Regions from separate parts of the Homo sapiens genome. Here region 2 is linked to region 1. The links are chromatin contacts, found by Hi-C or POLR2A ChIA-PET in ENCODE. All regions are on one chromosome and are shown on one strand. The core of a region is the stretch at or near the end of the contact, and the rest is flanking DNA. Distances in the headings are between cores, read along the strand shown.

The links. Hi-C counts contacts between places; a loop is a spot of excess contacts on that map. ChIA-PET counts read pairs that join two places held with the same protein, here RNA polymerase II (POLR2A). Pooled maps may share reads with other maps.
Region 2: a loop to region 1 is called in a map of left cardiac atrium, with 2.1 times the contacts of the local background. The contact joins two enhancer-like sites. A Hi-C loop is called at or near these places in 21 of 168 maps with a recorded cell type or tissue (Caco-2, GM12878, IMR-90 and 17 more), 11 of 37 single-sample maps with no recorded cell type and 28 of 50 pooled maps. POLR2A ChIA-PET finds 5 or more read pairs at or near these places in 3 of 52 experiments (AG04450, BJ and H1).

What each region holds. Positions count from the first base shown.
Region 1 is chr5:147,455,629-147,462,522 of GRCh38, forward strand. The region is part of intron 1 of DPYSL3 (dihydropyrimidinase like 3); the gene reads right to left. Among named protein-coding and RNA genes, the nearest start is that of DPYSL3, 51 kb to the right of the region's middle. RefSeq lists an enhancer at 319-820. Within about 2 kb of position 4,230, at least 3 of the 41 ENCODE cell types and tissues checked have a DNase peak (open chromatin) inside an H3K27ac peak, as active enhancers do; they include ascending aorta and gastrocnemius medialis, where a contact is called at or near this core.
Region 2 is chr5:147,394,219-147,400,432 of GRCh38, forward strand. DPYSL3 (dihydropyrimidinase like 3) reads right to left here. Exons shown (of 14, transcript NM_001197294.2): 11 at 4,864-5,034; 12 at 3,448-3,627; 13 at 1,341-1,503. It also overlaps a transcript of STK32A not described here. Among named protein-coding and RNA genes, the nearest start is that of DPYSL3, 110 kb to the right of the region's middle. Within about 2 kb of position 1,938, at least 4 of the 41 ENCODE cell types and tissues checked have a DNase peak (open chromatin) inside an H3K27ac peak, as active enhancers do; they include ascending aorta and gastrocnemius medialis, where a contact is called at or near this core.

The sequences.
Region 1 (6,894 bases), core at 2,980-5,479:
TACTATGGAAACCAGCAGAGCTCTCTCTCTCTGCATCTTTCCTGTAGATTTTACTGCCCCAAACTTGCTGGAAAGGATCTTGCACATTTTTCTCAAGAAAAGCAAAAATATGTAGGGGACATTTACAATCCTAAAAAAAAAATACCGCTGCTGCTGCCTTTTTTTTTAATTTTACAAGTTTCTTTGCCTTTCTTACATCTGAGTTATCTCCTCTGTTACCATCATTATAATCCAGAACACTCTTTACTAAATAGATTTATACCATATTTTTGATCACTTGATTGTGTGTGTGTGTGTGTGTGTGTGTTGTTTCAAATAACAAGACTTGGTTAAGCTTTTTTGAGGTCAGGTTTGCATGCAAGAGGCCATGCTGAATGGCAATTGCAATGTGTTCTTCTGGATCCGGCTGCTGTGACCAGCCAGACACAGAAACACAGCAAATTGATTCAAGCTGTTGCCATCATCAGAAATGTACAACAAACACTATTTTCCTTGTTTCATCCCCTTCAATTATCTTTCACTTTCTTGAACCAAAATAAAGCCTCTAAGATGAATTTGAAGGAAAAAGCCTTCCTTGGCCATAAGAAAGGCAGCCATCAACACAGGATGCCTCTGTGTCTGGCCAAGAGAGAGAAGAATGGAACCAGTATGGATGTTTTCCACAGTAGAATGACTCTGAATGGTTTTCCTTGGATACACAGCAGTGCTTGGCTTTAGGTATCTCAGTAAACTGAAAGAGGGAGAGGAAGATGTAGAAATAGACTTGATTTACAGTCCCAAAGAAACTTAATTTTGGCTACCACACCTGCCACACCACAGATTTCCACACTTAAATCAATGGGTACTCCATTCCAGTTGCTCAGGCGAAAGGTTTGGCACCATCCTTGATTTCTCTCCTTCAATCATGCCCCTACTCTCCACAGACAATCTTTCAGCAAATGCTACTGATTCTATTTTTTTTTTTTTTTTTTTTTTTTTTGAGACAGAGTCTCGCTCTTGTTGCCCAGGCTGGAGTGCAGTGGGGTGATCTCGGCTCACAGCAACCTCCGCCTCCCAGGTTTAAGCAATTCTCCCGCCTCATCCTCCTGAGTAGCTGGCATTACAGGTGTCTGCCACCACACCTGGCTAATTTTTGTACTTTTAGTAGAGAGGGGGTTTCACCATGTTGGCCATGCTGGTCTCGAACTCCTGACCTCATGTGATCTGCTTGCCTCAGCCTCCCAAAGTGCTGGGATTACAGGCATGAACCACCGCACCCAGCCAGTTCTATCTTTTAAATGTATCCAGACTATGGTCTCCTCTCATGATTTGCAAAGTTTCTTCCTGTGTTTAGCCATCATTTGGCTATCACCTGAATTATTGTAACCTCCTAACTGGGTTCTCTTCCTCACCATCACTCATTCATTCATTCATTCATTCATTCATTCTCAAAATATTCACACAATATTTACCTTGTGCTTACTATGTGCCATTATTTTTATCAGTGTTAGTGCAATGGAGGTGAATAATAAGTCCCAAATATCATGGAGTTTACTTCGTATTCTTCTTATTATATAATAATAACGCATATCCTTATTACACCACCTGTCACTTGCTAGCCCCCTTTCCTGCTTTATCTTCATAATACTTTTTACCACATGACATATTAATTTATTATTGAATATTCTCCCCATCACCAGAATATAAGCTATTTGAGGGTATGTGATGTGTCTGTTTATTTACTGAATGCCTGAAATAGAGCCTTGTCCATAGAAATTGCTCAATAATTATTAGGGGAGTGAATGTAAGAATTTTTTAAAATTGCATCTGGAGAAAGATTAAATAGGTGAAGAAGAACTTTTCTGGAACTAAAGGGCATGTAGTTAGAATGTAGATTTTACAGTATCTATATTTGCTTCTCTATGCATTTTTAGAGTTTCCTGATTCTAGATTTCAGAGCAGATGAATTAAGATGGCGAAGAATCACTTTGCTAATATGATACAGTCCAAAAATTTCAGAGCAACATATGGGCCAAAGAAAGGCTCAGTAGAGTAGAATTGGTACCTGGGCACTGATTAGTTTTATGCCAATGAGGCTGATTCAGTCAGGAGAGGAAACTTTATGAGGCAGGAGAGAAGTAGGTCAATGGCTCTATGAAAGTTCCAGAATAGGCAACTCAGGTGACATTTATTGTTTGAGTGGAGGGCTTGCCCTTAGCTAGAAACAAGACTGGTTCCTCCACAGTCACTGAAGAGGAGAATATCTTTGCACAGAGTCCAGTAGCTGGGTATATTTCCGGGAAGGACTTCATGGAATTTGTCTTCTGACTCCATCTATTTTTTCTGCCATCAGCTAAGACCATCTAGGAAAGAAGGTATTGGGAGAGGGAGGAGGAGTTCATATGAAAATCATTTTCCAGGACAGTAAAGGAACTAGGAAAATATGGTATGATTATCTGGCAGTGTCAGAGGCGTGTTAACCAGAGCAACTCCATCTTGAATAGGAGCTGTGTAAAATGAGGCCGAGACCTGAGACCTACTGGGCTGCATTCCCAGATGGTTAAGGCATTCTAAGTCACAGGATGAGAGAGGAGGTCGGCACAAGATACAGGTCATAAAGACCTTCCTGATAAAACAGGTTGCACTAAAGAAGCTGGCTAAATCCCACCAAAACCAAGATGGCGACAAGAGTGACCTTTGGTCGTCCTCACTGCTACACTCCCACCAGCGCCATGACAGTTTACAAATACCATGGCAACGTCGGAAGTTACCCTAGATGGTCTAAAAAGGGGAGGCATGAATAATCCACCCCTTGTTTAGCATATCATCAAGAAAGAATCATAAAAACAGGCAACCAGCAGATCCTCGGGGCTGCTCTGTTTATGGAGCAGCCATTCTTTTGTTCCTTTACTTTCTTAATACACTTGCTTTCATTACTCTATGGACTCACCCTGAATTCTTTCTTGCACAAGATCCAAGAACCCTCTCTTAGGGTCTGGATCGAGACCCCTTTCCGGTAATAGCAGCAGTAAAGATTCCCTTCAAACGGTGACCATAAATTTAAAGAGAGACCAGTAAGCCTGGTTGTGGATGTTCCTCCAGCCACTTACAGTAGCATATGTGCAGGCAAGGAGCAGGTAGGGTGTGGAATTGAATGTGGGCTCTTTAAGATGAGTGCTGAGAAGGGAGAGAAAAACTCAAGGGAACTGAGGATGAAGCAAGGGATCTAAGCTCCTTAAGAGAGCAGGGAGAACACAGTGTATAGGGGAATAAAGGACAGTGAACATACTGAAGATTAAATAAGATTATTCTCATAAAGCTCTTAAGTCAAGTTAATTAAATGGCAGCTACTCCTAACACTATTTTTAATATTTTGATTTTTTTTTTTTTTTTGCTAAACTTATTTATGCCAGGAACTATGTCTTATTTATCTTTATAGCCCCCAGCTCTTTTACAGTGCTTGGAGTGGAGTCGCATCAATGGGAAAAGGGGGAGATTGACTGAACAGGCAGGGGAGAAAGTCCAGAATATTCTCTGTCCTTTAATCTCCAAAACATTTAAAATAAGGACCTAGCCATTTACCTAGTTTTGACCATTAAAAATATTTTTTACTTTCTAAAAATACATTTATATGTTGCTGTCTTAATATGAGAAAACATTTGCCCCTTGGTCCTGATTTGAAAAATTCAGAAAAAAAAGTTCTAAAATAAATATAGAAGAGTTTTGAAGGGGAAAATGTATATACTAGGCCTATGTGAAATATATAGGCTGTTCTTATATTACATAAATAAACATTTAATCTTAGAGCTGCCTTAATTAAGCATTTGGGTCCATTAATTTTTACCTACAACCAAACAAAGGAAATCTCAGTCATGTAACTCCAGTGTTACAGAATGAAAACCAAAGAGATGATTCACCTGCTATTATTAGATGTCTACACATTGAATACAGAAATAAACTGGTAAACAAACTAACCTCGGATACACATAAACCAAAAAAAAAAAAATTACAGCCACAGAAAAGTATTCCCACTGGCTGATTCCAAAATCAAGCTTACACTAGCTTAAGCAAAGGTATGCAATCCTACGTCTCTCTAGACAGAGTTTCTCATTCTTTTCTTCAGTAGTCATTGAGTTTGAAGGATTCTGACCTGCTCCATCCAGCTCTGATGGCAACTCATATCAAAGCCAAAGGCTAGAGTTAGAAGATCAGGTTGCGAGAGGCCGGGTGCTGTGGCTCACGCCTGTAATGCCAGCACTTTGGGAGGCAGAGGTGGGCGGGTCATGAGGTCAGCAGATCAAGACCATCCTGGCTAACATGGTGAAACCCAGTCTCTACTCAAAATACAAAAAATTAGCCAGGTGTGGTGGTGGGCGCCTGTTATCCCAGCTACGTTGGGAGGCTGAGGCAGGAGAATGGTGTGAACCCAGGAGGCAGAGCTTACAGTGAGCCAGGATCGAGCCACTGCACTCCAGCCTGGGCGACAGAACGAGACTCCGTCTCAGAAAAAAAAAAAAGATGAGGTTGTGAGATGAGGACAAATTATTGTATGCTGATCTTCATCTCTGGCCCAGCATGTTAGACACACAAGTGAAGTTACATTCATACGAGGGGAAAAACTCTTGACAGCTCTGCCTTAGGCATCATGGGGAGAGATACTATAGTCTGATGAACTTATCTGAACTTCAGAAATTTTAGAAAATACTTTATTTCCCCAAAGTTGCTGCTGTGAATTACCTTTCAGCAAGGAATCCCAGGTTTTTCAGCTATATATGTTCATGGGTTTGGGAAAAAAGGCAGTCTAGTGTGTACCATTCCCCAAAAGGTCCATGTCCTAATCCCAGACCTATGAAGATGTCACCTTACATGACAAAGGGATTTTGTGATTAAGTTAAGGATCTTGACAAGGGGAGATTATCCTAGATTATTCAGGCAGTCCCAGTGTAATCACTAGGGTCCTGATAAAGGGAGGAGGGAGGCAGGAGACTCAAAAAGAGAGGGAGTTGTGTTAAAGCAAGAGTCACTGTGTCTAGACACCAGTATCTGTCTGTGTTTAGACAACCAAGGGTGTCAGATGCAGCCATGAGCCAAGGAATGTAGGCAGCTCTGATAACACTTCGAATTTAGCCCCATAGACACAATTTAGTAATAATCCGTTGCCCAAATTCTGGATCTGAGCTAGTTTTCAGGCTTGCAATCCATTAATTGAAGGAAAAGCCAGTTCATCAGTAGGAAGGACCCTGCAACGCCATGCCTAAGGTACAAGGTAATCTTGACTCCCACACAAGTACCAATAGGAGAATCATAATTTAGACGTCTAGTCCTCCTACAAGAGGTCCTATTGATACAGGAGATAGAAAGAAATTATTTAGGCAGATAGAGTAAAAGAGTCCTCATCAAGGCTTCCCTTCTAATAAAAAGCAGCCCAAGAAAAGCAGCCTGGAAAATCAAGTTGCAAACATAGATAAGCAGCCTGGAAGCTTGCACGGGTGAATGCTGGGAGCTGTCCCAACAGAAAAGGGCTACAAGGGAGCCAGGCATGGTCAACATGGAGGCACCATTTTCCCTTTTGTTACCATGTGTACAGTAAAGGAATAAGCAACATGGCACTAGCAAGGCAGAGAACCATCTGCATAAAAAAAGATTAGGGTTGGGGAGGCCAGTTTCTCATGCCTTCTGCAATGGCATACCTAGTCCTAACCAGGTTTTCATGCCTTATGCAAATGGCACACCTGGTCCAACCAATCTTTTGTGCCCTATGTAAATCAGACACCGCCTCCTCAGGCTCACTGTAAAACCCCTGCATTTCACCATAGACCCAGAAAACCCATTTGGGACCCCTCTCTCTGCAGCAGAGAGAGCTATTCTCTTTCTTTTGCCTATTAAACTTCCACTCTCAACCTTACTCTTTGTGTGTCCATGTCTTAGTTTTCCATGGCTGTGAGACAAAGAATTTCAGGTATCACCCCAGACAACGATGCTGCTTCACTACGGCCACCTACTAATGCCACTGTAAAGTGGGAAGGGAGACTGGCAGATACAAGTTCCCAATTGACATTGATACCCAGAGCTGAAATATCAACATAGCTTCTCTGTTAGAGTAGAGACATGTAGAGGCCAGGTACTGAGTGGACTCTTGGTCTACGTTTGGCTTACATTTGGCCTTTGGGGTTCACTGATCCACCTAGCAGTCATTTTCACAGACTACCATTTATTAATTGGAATAGACAAATATGGCAATTAGCACAACTTCCACGTTGGTTTCTTAGTCTCTGGGGTAACAGCCATCAAGTAGGGAAGACCAAGCAGAAAGCTCCAAAACCGAACCCCTACCCCACCAAAGATAGAGAGTAAATCAAAAAATTTGTTTTATCCTAAGGGAATGGCAGAGGTTAGCAGCACAGTTAAAGACCTGAAGGATGCAGGGCTGCCAGTCTCCATCATATCACCATTTGATTCACTAGTCTGGATGCCACAAAAGCCTGACAAATACCAGAGCATGACTCAATCAAGAGCCTAAACCTAAGCTGCTATGATATTTTTCTAGAGCAAATGGCCTCAAGTACATTGTACATAGCCACTGACCTAGCAAATGAGTGCTGTTTCATCACAAAAGAAGATCAAAAGCAGATTGCACACACTTGGAACAGAAAAACTGTACACATGAACAATCTTGACTTAAGGCTATGTTAATTATCCTTTCCTCCACCATAATATAGTCTGAAAGATCTAGATTGTCTGGACATCTTAAAGAACATCCCAGTAGTATACTTTATTGATAACATCATGAAAATATGACTAGATGAGCAAGAAATGACAAGTACATTGAAGGCTTTGGTAACGCACATGAACTCTTATCTACAAAATGGAAGATAAAGATAAATCTACAAAGATTCAGGGGCCTGATATCTCAGA
Region 2 (6,214 bases), core at 688-3,187, 64 kb before region 1:
CAAGATATGAAGTGCCTTGCTGGCCTCACCTCCCAAGAAACTTCCATTCCAGTCTATCAGGTCTTCTAGACTTTTCTTATGGCCCCGAAAACTAGCCTCTGGTAGGAAAAGCCAAGTTCTTATCTAGATTTCATCTGACCCAGAGCATGATAATAATACTGGGAAGAAGAACAATGACAAAGACGTGACACTCATTGTGGCAGGCAATGTTTTCCGTGCTTAACCATTATCTCCTTTAATCCTCACCACCATGGTTTGAGAGAGGTGCCCTTATCTGTTTTACAGAGGAGATAACTGAGGTTCTGAAAGGTTAGGTCACTTGCCCAAGATCCCACAGTGCAAAGCAGTGATGGTCAGGTCTTTGTGACAACAGCACAAAAAGAAATTTCAATGTGTGCTTGGGTCTATTCAGAAAGGAGCCTCTAAAAGCTTAAGAATTAAGGTAGCCAGAGAACAACAACAACAAAAAAAAAAAGGCAAAAACTTTGAAAAAAATTGCTTATGACTAGCAGAATGTGACCTCTGGCAAAGTTACCTCCAAACTTTAAACTCTTTTCCTTTGTCTTTCTTCCCCTAGGTCTCCCTTACCTCTTTCTCCCATGTTTCTGTTTCTCCCATTCCATACCCTTTCCTCATATGCTGTAATTTTACCTTTAAATGTCTTTCTTTTCTTGTTATCTTACTTCCTTCACATTTAAATTATTCATTATAGGAATGCGAATCTACATTTATTTTTCTCCATTTTAAGACTACTGGTTATGGAGCAACTGAATGATTATTTTCTAATTATATCAGAGAGTTCGTAAAGAATAGGTAAGACTAATCACATGGCTAACACATAGTAGATGTTCAATCAGTGGTAGCTAGTGTTAGCATTATTATAATTACTAGGAATGGGAGAATATAATAAAAATCCTAGGTTAGAAGACGCTACTGCAATTTGAGCATAAAAATAATTTAAGCTATCTTTTAATCTGGACAAATAAAGAAAACATACTATGTTGCATAGCGCTCATAGGCTAATGCTGGAAATCACTATCAATTCATAGAGGGGACCAGCTCCCCGACCCTGCCCCCAACCAGGGCTGATCTCTAGGCAGAATCAGTTACCACTTAAACCTGGTCTTCGGCCTGACTGCCTTGTCTTACTTTCTTACCAGGACCCCTTGTCAATTCAGGGACCCTTCCTGCTTGCCCCAGTAACCTTCTCCCTAAAGTTGACACCAGTGCTAGGCTGGAAAACTCCTTCAGGTTGAGTTCTGAGGAACACCCTGTGGCCTCAGAACATTGATCTTCCCCTTCCCCCTTCTCTTATCTTTTGATGAGCCTGTCCCACTCACCTGACAGGCTAAATCCCGACTGATGAAGATTCCTCACAGGTGGGTTCGGCCGAGTAGGAGAGCCCCGAGCAGAGCCTGCGGGGGTGCCACCTTTGGGGGTGGTGGTCAGGTCAAACACAGGCCCATCGTACATGCCCCTTGGGACGGCATGCAGGTCTGCCATCTGCAGCCAGAGAAGAGCATGTCACCATTCATTCATTCAGCATTTTAGGGTCTGTTCTAGGTATCATAAATATATTAGTGAATACAGTGTGTGGTGGGAGCTAGGAATTAACAATAATAAAGATAATTTGAGGAAGGGAGAAGTAGTATAAAATAAATAAAGGAGGATGTGATGATAGAGTGACAATGGATGTGGTCAGTGAAGGCCCTTCTAAATAGATGAGCTTCGATCAGAAGGATCAAAGGACGTTGCTATGGGGTTGGGGTTGCCAGAGGGAGGAGGTTGGAGGGATACCGGGGAGTGGTGTGGATGACAGAGAAGCCAGCAAAGAGAAGAGCAAGGGCAGACAGCTGAAGTGGGAGTGATTATGAAATAGAAGAACAGCAGTACAGCTGGAGCAGAGGGATAGGAAGGGTAGGTCATGACACGAGGTCGCAGGTCCTGGCCAGGATGGGATCACATGGGAGCTCCACCCTCACACTCTTCAGCACACACCAGGGTGGGCAGGCCTTGAAGTGAGTGTCTGTGGTCTGACCCACTGACCTCTGTCTGTGGCTGTGAACTTGCCCTGGGACTGTGGAGCCAGCCAGCAACTTCCACCCAGCACATGCTCTGCTAGGCCTTGTGCCAGGCACTAGGGCCTTTGGCCATGGGAAACACGGTACCTCCTGCAAAGGGGCTTACAGTCAACTGGACAAACACTGCAAGACCACCCATGGCAGCGGCACACAACCTCCACCCATTTCTTAACTTTGGCCAGAGGGGAGGCAATGAGGACGCGCTGCCAGAGGAGCCTGACCGTGCAGGATGGATCATCACAAGAAGTCCTGTCAGAGCCTCCTTCCCTGTTAGTGACTCAAATGCCAGCACAGAAGCCGAGCCCATCAAATGTGCAGATGCTAATGATTCTAGTGATGTGATGACTGTATCTGTACTCCCCAAAACCAAGAACTCTACATCATCAACACTTCCCTGGTTTCAGAATCTAAATCACACTCATAGAAATAAAGGGTCAATATTGGGGAAGTCTCCTTCTCTATTAGGCCCAAACTGGAGTGTGGAGCTCAAATTCCACAATCCTAGGGTAGGGCTAATACACATATATATACAAACACATATATATACGTATATCTGTATATGTGTGTATATATATATATATATATAGTGTGTGTATAGAAAGTATAATACAATAAATACAATAAATATAAATATGTGAATATATTTATTTATACGCATTTTTGTTTTTAATTATATTTATTGTATTGTTATAATACAATACACAATACAATATAAATATATAAATGTTTATTTATATATTTATATATTATTCTATATTTATATATTAAGTATATATAAATATAATACATATATTGTAAATATATATTTAATTTCTCTGCACCTCCATTTTTTATACGCATGCATACATTTGCACACATGTATGTATCTATAGACCTATATATATATATATACACACATATCTCTGTGTGTGTTTATATATAAAATCAGAGAAATAAAGTTTTATTGAAAATACAGTAGCTAAAATGTTATAAGTGTTTGCCCCTGTGGAGCAGCACTGGACAGAATGACACAGGGATGTGTCGGTGTGGATTCTCGGTTCTCACCTTCAGACTTGAAGAGTCATTTATTTTTTAAAAAAATACACTGGCCTTATTTTGAATTATTCGAATTTAAATTATTTTTAATAAAGTACTATAAAAATGTGGGAAAAGTCATTTGGGAAAAAAAGCTCTCTTTGAACAAAAATTTTCAACACCCTCTTTAATAGTACATTAAGTCTGTGTAGTTGTTCTTGGGGACAAGACTGTCACTGAATTTCTCTGTGAGAGTCTAGAGATCACAGTGCCCTGTGTTCATGGTTACTATCTCTGAGCGTGAGTGGAACACAAAGCTCCTGCACCACCTCAGAGCTCCAATGCTTTTTACCTTCCTCCGTGCTTTAATGCGCTTGTAGACATAGTCGGAGAACGGGCTGCAGGGTATGAAGCGGCCAGCCCCCTGGGTCACGTGCAGGTTGCCATCTTCCAGCATGATCTTGCCCTGGCAGATGACAACCAGAGGAGCCCCGCGCAGCTCCATCCCTTCAAAGATGTTGTACTCTGCCGCCTAGAGGCAGGGGTGAGAAGCAAAGCCACAGTAAGGGTAGAGAAAGAGGAACGTACCTTCTCTCCTTGAGACCTTCAGTGTCATTTGCTGCTGATTCACCAGGTAAGCCAGGAAAAGCTCACCATGCATCTGCAAGCATCCAGTGGGTAGAAGGCACCGGAGACAGATTTACTAAGACAAGACTAAACTTCCTAGCAAAAAGAAGTGTCCGGTCTTTAATAAGGTCCTCAAGTGGAAGTCAACTTTTGTCTTGGGTAGTGTTCAAAGAGAAGCTGGATAACTATCCAGGATGCTGTACATCACTGTCTTGTATTGAGCAGGTGGGCAGAGAGGTTATGTGGCCTTTAGGTCCCTCTAGCTCCAAATTAAATAACATGAGATGACACAATATTTAAGCAAAGGCCATTGCCACCAAAAATGGGATTTCTCCCTACCTCCTTCATTTACTCAATCAGCAAGAGGCATTACTGTACTGCCAATAATTAAGAACATCAGTTTAGAGTCAGCTTGTCTGGGTTTCAATGCTAGCTTCACCATTCGCTTGCTGCACAAATTATTTAATTTTTCTGTACCTCCAATTTTTAATCTATAAAACGGAGGATAATAGTCCCTACCTGTAGAAGACTACTATGGAAATCCAGTGAATTCAAAGCACAGTGCCTGAAACATAAGTGCTTAAAAATATTAACTATTTTTAACAACAGTGTCGAGCCCGTTTCTGTTAGGTACTGCACTTTAATTATCATCCTCCATGTGAAACTCATCGTGAAGAAGTCATCACTGCTGTTTACCAGTTATTTCCTATTCTTTCCCTTTCCAGGCACAAAGGATCATTGCACGCCCTGACTTCCGGAAGTTAGGTATAGCCACAGGACTGGCTAAGACCAGTGCCATGTGAGAGGCAGTGACGTACACCACATCTAGGGGAAGCTTTCAGAGCCAGTAGACCATTCACCAGGTCATGTTCCCCTGTCTCAGCAATCATGAAAACATATGTAGAGAGGAAGCCTCTATTGGCCTCTGTCCCTGAGTGACTGGAATGGGCAGAGCCCATCTGCTTTGGAAAGCAGGAGAAACACAGTTGAGGTTTTGAGCCACTGAGATTTAGGGGATGGATTATTATTGCAACCCGTCCTAGTCTAACTACCCTGGCACACCACATAAACACATTTCTCCTGACCAAGTTCCTTGCATGCATTCTCCATTCTACTCCACTCCCACCAGAGCGGGCCTTACAGACTGGTGGTTCTTGGCAGAGACGATCTTCACAGCATCTGGATCCCAGATGACGAGGTCGCTGTCAGAACCCACAGATATTCTTCCCTTGCGGGGATACAGGTTGAAGATCTTGGCAGCGTTTGTGCTTGTCACAGCCACGAACTGGTTTTCGTCCATTTTCCCTGTGGCCTATTGAAATATAAGAAATTATATCTATATCTATAGCTACATATATATCAATTCAGGGCTTCTGAACTCAGAGAAAGACAACCCACAAAGGCATAGAAATACAAAAAGGAGCCACCTGAAAAGCTGGTGAGCTACAGAACCTCACTCAGCAAGCTCGAATTAGCTGGGCTGTCGTGACTACTCAGGTAAAATGGTCAAACACATGGTTTAAGATAGAAGTTACTGCCCCTGAAGTATGCATTTTTTTCTATATGTTCTTACATTTACTTACTCATTTTCTTCTTCTAATTTCAAAAAGGATTATGGAGAGTTCACAGTAAAAACAAATGTGATTATAATCCCATCCTTTAGATATGTATTTGTGTTTGCATATGTTGTATGCATAGAATAAATACAAAAGAACCTTACCCAAATGATAACAATGGGTTCCCTGGGTTGTGGAATTGAGATATTTTTGTTTTCTTTCAAGTGTGTGCTTGTCTGTAGTTTCCAAATATTCTTTACTGAGCATGTGTCATGTTGGTAATTTAAAAATATATATTATCTTGGAACTATTCCAAATAGTGCCAGGATAAATACATACGTACTGCTCTGCAGTATATGAAAAAGGAAACACTATGTGAGAGAACAGACAACAATATTTATATTTTCCCTCTTTTCAAACCAAAAAGCCTCTTTACGGAAAGAATTGAGTTTAAAACCTAGCTCTGAGCTTCCTGGGAGCAAAGAAGAAAAAGAAAACTCAGTGAAATTACACTGTGTAGATTAATGAGGCTTTAGTATACATAACTTTGATAAGAATGTTTTTAGGATTTTTGAAATGAAACATAGAGCAGTAATCAACTTAATAATGAGATAATTATTGATTTTACTAAAATCTTTGAAAGAGTCTTAATTTGAATGGCTATTTCTTTCGTCAGTCCTTGTGATGTGAACAAGGAAAATAAAACAGGCCACTTGCCAGAAGACATTTAGAGACAATCACTTGTATCGCCTGAATGACCACATGCCCTCAGTACAGGGCGTCCTTGATAAGCAAGATGACTTTGGTCTAGACACAGACTCATTGCTTATCATTTCAAAGGATTATATCCAGTTCTTTCAAAAGAAGTCATAAAACTATCCAAACAAAAAGAATTAACTCACTATTATTTTAAGTACAGGCTATTCGTACACTCAG